2 separate regions of the Mus musculus genome follow, and region 1 is linked to region 2. Evidence: chromatin loops called from intact Hi-C (ENCODE). Cell type or tissue: left cerebral cortex. All regions are shown on one strand. Each heading gives the region's core, and the rest is flanking DNA. Links, peaks and the distances in the headings are about the cores only.

Region 1 (4,391 bases), core at 119-4,118, 330 kb after region 2:
AGAACTAGGAATGCTTCCCACATCTCTACCAGACGGAACTGAAAGCTTATCTCACGGGAGTTTATACAAACCCACAATCCTGGCCATATATCAATAGGTTGATACAAATCAAAACAATGTTGAACAAAATCAGATACAATGTGACAATGGCAGGCCGCTGGGCATCAGAAAGGGGGGGGAGGCAGATGCTCATGTGTGAGAGGACCTCAAAACCATCTCGTAAAGGGAAAGAGATCCCAAGATACAGGTTGTGGGGATTTATTTACATGAATTCCAGGAAAGGGAAACTTTGGGGACAGTATCAGCTTGGAAGCCATCCACAGGTAGAGACAGACTACAAAGGGACAGAAGGGAGATTTGGGGGTGCTGGCATTTGGCTGTGGCGTGATGTCATCACCATGGTGAGAGTTATTTGATGGCCACTGAACGGAGGACTGGACGTGAGTGCCTTTCACTGAATGTGCAGGGAGAGTCATCACGGAGTAGAAAACTAAGGGACGGGCTGGAGGCTGTGACCTAGTTCACGTCTGCACTGACATCTATGCACTACAAGCTGTCAACTTTCCAGGCAAGACTGGGCAAAAGAGGAGTTACCATGGATACAGCCTCCCGGTCCACAGGGCCCCGGAAAGCACATGACCTAGTAACTGCAAAGCAATGACCAGGCGTCTTCCAAGAGCCCCAAACACCGAGGGCATCGCACGGGGGGGGGGCATCAGCCCCTTCTGAGACAGGGAGACAGGGCCAGGCTCCTTGAAGCTGAGACCATAGAGATGCTGGGAACCAGCTTCAAGTTCTTGTACACCTCCTTCCTTTCCCTACCCACCAATGGGCCAGGCGGCTGTCTTTTTAAATTATGATTACATTTTTTAAAGTTTGTGTGTGTGCACTCATGTGAATACATATATGGGCCACAGTGTACATGAGGAGGTCAAAAGACAACTTGAAGGAGTTTGATTGCCTCCTTCTAACATGTGGGTCCAGGGATCAAACTCAGGCTTAGCAGCAAGCCCCTTTCCCACTGAGTCAACTCACTGCCCCGCCCCTTTAATTAAAGTAAATCAAATTCATTCTTGCCTGGAGAGTTTCTCGATATTCTCCAGGGTAGTTAGAGTATATCTGAGGTGGTGCAAACATTAGGTTGGGCTTCTTCAGTCTAACTCGGAGAGTAGCTATGGTCACTAACATGCCTGGCTCCCAGATGCCAGGAGGACCAGGGAGGCAGTAAGAACAGGGTCCTGGGGGAGGGAACCTCTTGGTCAAAGACCCTCAGTAAGACCCAGTATGCTTAATGAAGTGTCCAGAGGTCCCATCTAGGCAGAGCATAGCTAACAAGCTACCTCAGGAAACTACAGGGGTGTGGGGTATAAAACTATGTTCCCAGGGGCAGGGCAGAATCTCGACATGTTATGCGATATTGTCTGTGAGTGAATCTAATTGTCTATCGCAAGGGTGTAACTTTGTCTCAGCTACCTCAGCAACCCTGAAGGGCAGAGCCAGGCTCCTGCGGCTTCCTTGTATACCTAGAAAGGAGGCAACAGTCTTAATGGCTGCCTGTTGCTGGTCTTTTTTTTTTTTTTTTTTTGGACACACTTATTTGTTTTCATTTATGTTTGCATATGAAGGCACAGTGGTGTGGCGTTCAGAGGACAACCCCAGGGCTGGCTCCCACCTTCTACCTTGTTTTTAAGGTAGAATCTTTCTTGTTTGAAACCATGCTGAATACTCCAGGCTATCTGGCATATATGCTCCCAGGAGATGCTCCTGAGCTTCTGCCTTCCATCACACCGAGGGAGTGCTGGAATTACAGACAAGGGTCCCAACATCCAGCTTTCACGTGGGCCCTGGGGATTCGAACTCAAGACATCAGGCTCATACAGAAAGCGCACTAAGCTGTTTTCCTGGCCCATACTTCGTGATTTGTGAACATTATCTATGCAACCAATCCTTACGTACACACACAAACTCACTCCATCTTCCAGCTTAGGACAAGGAGACTGGAGTCTGGTGATGGAGAGTGACCTCTCCAAGGTCACACAGCAATACAGCTACGATTTAACCATGATGCCATTTACCCGAACCTCGGAGATACAGGGCACAAATGAGCCAGGCCTGATGGCCTCTCGCCCTGGGAGGGGGCTGGCAGTAGGTAGTCTGAGATCAGTGCCTGCCTGCTTCCCTGGCTTCCTGCCTCAGTTGTCCTTCGTGCTAGGAAAGTCAGGATTATCTCGGGCATGACTAATGCTTGAAAGATGTTCTGAAAGTTAAATCCTGTGACTAAGAGGAAGGAAGGGATGTCCCTCTGTCTTCCCACCCCAGCCCCACACAGGAATTGTTTCCCTGTGTTATACTGGTTTGGCAGTCTGGGCAGGGAGGTGTGGGCCTGCAGGGTTGCAACAGCCTCCCCATCTCTATCCATCCACCTTGCTTCATCCCTCCTGTCCCACAGACGCTGCCCATGTGCCTGGCATTGACACTTGGAATCTAGGGTTTTTCATGACCAGGTTGAACGCAGCATCTTGGCCTGCACTTGGTACCGGGTCCTTCATTCATCCTCACGTTTCCCTGATGTCAGGGGAGGGAAGGAGGGAGGGAAGGAGGGAGGGAGGGATAGAGAGAGGGAAGGAGGGAGGGAAGGAGGGAGGGAGGCAAGGAGAGAGGGAAGGAGGGAGGGAGGGATGGAGGGAGGGAAGAAAGGAGAGAACCTTGCACAGTACTCAACCCATAGGTGGGGGAGGTGTTTGTTTGTTTGCTTTTGTGTTGTTAGCTTTTTTAATTATTTTATTATTTTATTTTATTTTGTCTTATTTTTACCATGCTGGGGATCAAGGCTAGGCTCTTGTGCATTCCAGGCAAGCACTCTATCCACTGAGCCAAGCCCCCAGTCTCTATGTGTGAGGCAGACCTGGAGAGAAAAAGATTCCTGGAGCCCTGTTTGCTAAGGGGAAGGAAATGTGTTACCTTCCAAAGGGCACACTCTTTGCTGTTTTGATCGCGATCACGGCGATGCAGCGATGCCTGCTGATGCTGTGGGTTTCTTTTCCAGACCAGGCTTTGTAAAGGTTCCAGGCAGGGGCTTGTGGGTCACATGGCTACAGAACTTATTCTCCTCTTGTTAGTTAGTGTGTCAATTTGTTTGTTTGCTCATTCATTTGGTTTTGTGACCCCCTTAAAAATGGAAGATCCAGGCTGGGACTGTGTGGCTCAGTGGTAGCTGTGTCTAGTATAAGTTTAGTACAGCACGAGGGAGAAAAAAGAAGGAAAGAGAGGAGAGAGAAGGGGAGGAGAGGGGAAGGGAGGGGAGGGGAGGAAGAAAAAAGAGGCTGGGCTGTAGCTCAGTTGGTAGAGTGTTTGCCCAGCATACACAGAGCCTTGGGTTCCAACTCAGCACCACATATATTGGATGCTGTGTACTGGTAAGGTGAGCACAAGTTCAAGGCCAGCCTCCATACAAGTTTGAGGTCAGGGCTACAGGAAACCTTGCCTCAAGAAAGAAGGAAGGGAGAAGGGAAGAGAGGCCGAGAGAAGGCAAAAGAAAGAGGCTAAAGTCATTCTCAGTTCAAGTTCCTTGTGATCCAGGAGTCTTACAGGCTAACTGAAACAGAGAAGAGCCTTCCTGCTCCCTGGCTCCCAGCTGCGCGGTGTCTCAGAAGAAAGCGAACATCCTGCAGGATGCCCACAGTCTATACCAGTGAGGTTTTTCTCAAGATCCTCTCCAGGGGCACTTGACAATCCAGGCTCCATGCTCCCCAGTGTCTCCATTCATTCACACATGGGTCCTAGATCCAAGCCCTTGGAAATAGATCTGGGACACCGGTCTACAGACAGAGGGTGACATTAGTGGCCACCCTAATAGCTCTCACAGTGTGCCCAGGGACTCACTTCTTGCGGAGGAGGAGTTTCAGCCTTGTGGGGTGCTGTCAGTACTGATGAGCAGGGAACACAGCCTGCCTTGACCCCAACCCCTCAGGAATGACCTAACCAAAGGCATAAAGTGCCAATGAGATCAGAACTCAGTGACCTGTCACACGGAGCTGGTCCACATGGAGAAGCCACTGTGGGTCAGATACCTGAATGTCGCTGAGAGTGGAGCCCTGTAACCAAGGTTACCCATCCTCCAGCAGCCAGGTGACTAGCAGGCAAGAAAAGCAAGGGCTTTTGGTCACTACCGTAACACAGCACTGGGTCCCCGAGTGCAGGCTGCCCCAACCTCATTAAGTCTCTCCTGACATAACAAGAAAGAGCTGGTGGCACAGAGAGTCTGGGAACCTGCCAAGGCTCACCGTGGAAGCGGGGTGCCCTGGACCTGACACCAGGTCCACTCCCATGATGCTCTGGAGAACACCCAGAGCTGAGGTGCTGTGGAAAAGGCTTTTCAAGTCCTAGATCAG
Region 2 (4,391 bases), core at 126-4,125:
CTGCATCTGCTATATGATTTAATATATAGACGTTCATGGCTCCTATATTTACATTGGTCACATGTCTTTACATTACAAATTTCCTCTCTTTGTCTTACTTCTGAGCTCTGTGAGGTCTATCTTTCCATGACTATAACGAAGTATTCAAGACAATCAATATAAAGAGAAAACGTTGACTTGCTTCACAATCAGCAGGATTTGTCTTCCTGATCCAACCTGAATTTTTGTCCTTTGGCTAAGCAAACTAAGCTATTTATTTATATTTCCTGGTATTTCTATTGTCTGTTTCTTATTATTTTTTGTGATGAGGACAGGTTCCAGAGGAGGACTATGGAACCCCCTCTCTTCTTCTCTCTTGCTTCCTGACTGTGAGGTAGATAGCTTTGTTCTTCCATAAACTTGCAGGAAGTTGACAGCCTCCCCATAGGTCCAGAGCCATGTGGCCAGTCAGTCATGGGTGAGGACCTCCAACACTACAAACCAGTATAAAACTTTCCTGTTTGTAAGTTGATTGCCTCAGGTGTTTTGTTACAGTAACGGGAATCCCATCAACACATGCTCACAGGCCGACCCGAGCCAGATCATTTACAATGGAGACCCTCTTCCCAAGTGATTCTAAATTTTGTCAAATTGACAGTTAAAATGCATTTGTCATTCTGGCATGATGGCTCTACGGGTAAAGGTACTTGCCACCAATCCTGTGGCAGTGTTAAAAAGCCATATCCGAGCAAAAAGTAAACCAAGCTGAATAAAATGGTACAGAGCCTGTGATCCCAGCTCTCAAGAGGCTGAGGCAGGAGAATCACAAGATAGGGGCTACTCTGGGATACATAGTAAGACCTTGACTCGAAAAGAATTAATTAAAAGTTTGAGCTGGCAAGATAGTGCAGTAAGTAGAGGTGTTTACTACCAAGCCAGAAGACCTGAATTTGATACCCAGGACCTACATGGCAGAAGACAAGAACCAACTTCTGAAAGTTGTTGATCTCTGGGAATGTATGCGGCATACACACAGATGCATAGATGAGCATACATGCATGTGTGCACACACGCACGCATACACACACACATAATAAATAAATAAATAAATAAATAAATAAATAAATAAATAAATAAATGTAATTAAAAGGAGCTAGCTATAGGCCAGTAGCAGATCTCTTGCTTAGCTGGCCCAGGGTTCTGGGTTCCATCCTCAATACTGAGAGAGGGAAACAGAGAAGAGAGAGAGAGAGAGAGAGAGAGAGAGAAGCAGGAAGGGACAAGTGCTTGCAGAGAGACTTGCCTGTAGAAACAGGAATCCCGGCAGGTGTGATGTGAACGCCTTCAATCCCAGCACTTAAGAGGCAGAAGCAAGTGACCTCTATGAGTTCAAGGCCAGCCTGGTCTATACTGTGAGTTTCAGGACAGCCAGAGCTACTTAGTGAGAGCTTGTCTGAAAGACAGACAGACAGGCAGGCAGGCAGACAGACAGACAGAATTACAGAACACTGCTGCTATGCTAGTTAGTATGAGCTATCAGTTTGGTGCCTGCATTTAGGGCACTCTAGAGCAATGGTTCTCAGCCTTCCTGATGCTGCAACCTTTTAATAAAATTCCTCAGGTTGTGGTGACCCCCAACTGTAAAGTTATTTTCATTGCTACTTCATAACTGTATTTTTGCTAAGGTTATGAATTATAATGTAAATGTCTCTGGTTTCTCAAGGACTCTGGCTAGTCTAACAATGGCTGTGAACGGAAACTCTAAGGATCCAGAAGTTGCTCAATCCACAAGGCTGGATGTCTCAGCTGATCCTTAGTAGATGCTGAAACCTTGAATAAGCAGGCTCTAGGGCCAGGGATGGAATGGACGTGCTGGCAGGGCAAAAGCGCAGGAGCTTCCCTTTTCTATGTCTTACATAGACTTCCAGCAGAAGAAGGCGTGTCTGCCTGCCCCAAGGTCCAGATTAAAGGCCTGTGTCTTCCTACCTCAAAGGTCTGCACTAAAAGAGGCTCCACCCACTTCAAACCAACCCCCTTCCCCCAAAATCCCTCACAGGTGTGCTCTCCATTTCTGGATTGTAGTTCATTAATAGCATTTGCCCGTGGTCAAACAACACCATGAGGTCAGGATAGGCACCATCACTAAGCTGTACAACGAGCGGCGTGGGCAGCCTTTCAGCGGGGGGGGGGGGGGGGGCTGTGTGGGAGGTTTGTGTTGGGACCTCCCCTGGAGCTGGCATCTGGGTCCGGTCTGGATTCCAGAAGGCAGCGGTGAGTGTGGCCACTAGGTGGCAGCATTGTCCTGCAGAGAAGGCAGCAGACGGCATGGTGTGCTGCTGTCCAGGCTCCGCAGAGAGGGGGACTTAGTGAGTCTTCACGTGAGTCTTCACGGATGAGACAGGTATGATTGTGACTCAGAGACTGCCTTCAGCAAACTCCGAGGGCTGGCATCCATGGGACATAGGACGCAAGGTCCATTCAGACCTGAAACCAGGCACAGGCCTTGGCTGGCTCAGATGCCCCATTGGTAAAGATGGGGCTTTTTAACCAGTGGTTCATGCCTTCCAGTATCTAACACATTCAGATGCAGAGCTACCTGAAAAGGGAGTGCTGGGCAGAGAGGCACTCTTGCCTGAAGACCCTTAAAGAGGGGCCGGAACGCTATCCCCATGAGCAGAGGATTGTTGTAGAAATTATTTAATCTCAGTCGGAGGTTTCTACCCTGCCTTGGACCATTCAGTTCCCAGATAAAAGACACAAAACTTTTATATTTTGTTAAGCCTTAATCAGCACTAGAGCTGGGTAAATGTCTACCCTCTAAGCTACTAGGAAATATCTACTTCCCTGTCAATAACCCAGAAATATGGCTTGCCATGTTCCCCGCTCTCACTCCAACTGGCCAGACCTTATGGCCAGTTCTCACGATCCCTTATCCCATGGTGTGTTCTCTCTTGACCTTCTCCCTCTCTCCTCAGACCCCAAGCCCAGGAACCGAAACTCTGCCTACCTGTCTTCTGCCCAGCTATAGGTTGTGGGCATCTCTATTCAACCAATAGTTTTAAATTAAGGGCAAGGTCACATAGCATCACTTGGTGCTCGTGAGGATCTCCTTGTCCCTGAGACAACCAGATTTTGGGGGCCAGTATTTAGCATTACAATGAATGGCAACAGACCAAACCTCAGCAGAGGGAGGTGCCCAGAATGAGCGAAGATGGAATGAGGTGTTGTCGGGTAGCCCTTGTCTGTCTTCACAGCACTTGGAGGCTGAGGTAAGAGGACTGTGAGTTCGTAAGGAGCCTGGGCTGCACAGCAATGCTGCCAGAAGAAAGGGGAAGGGAAGAAAACAGGCAGGCACCAACAAAGGCAAATTATACTGTAATCGCCTGTCTTTATGAACCCTCAGCCAATGGTGCTGTCATTACTCCTAGTTAGAAGAAGGCGGTGCTGGGGCCTGGGAGATGGCTCTGCAGGTAAAGATGTTTGCCAAGAATCTTGAACACCTGAGTAGAAGCAGCCTGTGGGGAGGAGAGAACTGACTCCAGCAAGTTAGCCTCTGACCTTCAACATGCACACTGCAATACCACCACACAAAGGCAGGCACACACATAAATTAATAAATGTAGAAATAGAACACCTTCTAAGGGAGAGAGTACTTCTGTCTCTGCCTCCCACCCTAGACCAATTCAAGTACCAGCAGACCAGTTATTCAAGCACTCAAGGATCTTGAGGGATTCTTGGAGGAGCCCCATGCCCTACGCCATCTGGCCGTCAGTGCCAAGAAGAGCCCATTTCTGCTCAGTGCCATGTTTTCATTCTCCAGAATATGCTAGGTAAACAGGAGGCGGGGGTGGGCACTAGTGAGTGAGTGGATGGATGGATGGATGGATGGATGGATGGATGGATGGATGGATAGATAGATGAATGGGTGGGTGGGTGGGTGGATGGATGGATGGATGGATGCATGGATGGATGGATGGATGGATGGATGGATGGATGGATGGATGGATAGATAGATGGATGGATGAATGGATAGATGGATGGATGGATGGATGGATGATAAGTAAATGCTTCTACCAGATCCTATGACCTCCAATTGATCCTCCTGCCTCAGCTCTGCCAAGCTGAGAAGTATAGGATGGTAGGATAGTCGTCACCTCCCAGGGAAGCATTCTGTTGTCTCTGTCTAAGGCAGCCTTTGAAGGCTCCAGGGGCTTCTCACTCCTGTCTGTGTTGGATGAGGGGGTTTCCATGACACACAGGAACATTGAGGTCCAGGGGAGGTCACCTTGTCTGGGCATCTTTTCTGCTCCACCCAGCAAACAGGCCTTGCCAGATAGGGCCCAGGACAAAGGTTGGGGCACACTTATGCTAAAAATGTATTTGCCATTCACCCAGAATTCACATTTCACTGG

What was found. Peaks named below come from ENCODE experiments on the same cell type or tissue, not always from the same donor. Only the 100,000 strongest peaks of a DNase experiment are listed, where the experiment ranks them.
Region 1: it touches region 2 in a loop (2.6-fold over the local background); 8 of 42 quality-filtered maps call a loop at or near these places.

What each region holds. Positions count from the first base shown.
Region 1 is chr4:139,522,850-139,527,240 of GRCm38, reverse strand. No RefSeq gene overlaps it. Among named protein-coding and RNA genes, the nearest start is that of Iffo2, 50 kb to the left of the region's middle. In left cerebral cortex, for the core only: no CTCF peak of the experiment used is centred there; DNase peaks (open chromatin) are centred at 209, 566 and 2,255.
Region 2 is chr4:139,856,734-139,861,124 of GRCm38, reverse strand. No RefSeq gene overlaps it. Among named protein-coding and RNA genes, the nearest start is that of Gm46873, 25 kb to the right of the region's middle. In left cerebral cortex, for the core only: a CTCF peak has its summit at 2,276 (motif pointing right); a DNase peak (open chromatin) is centred at 2,282.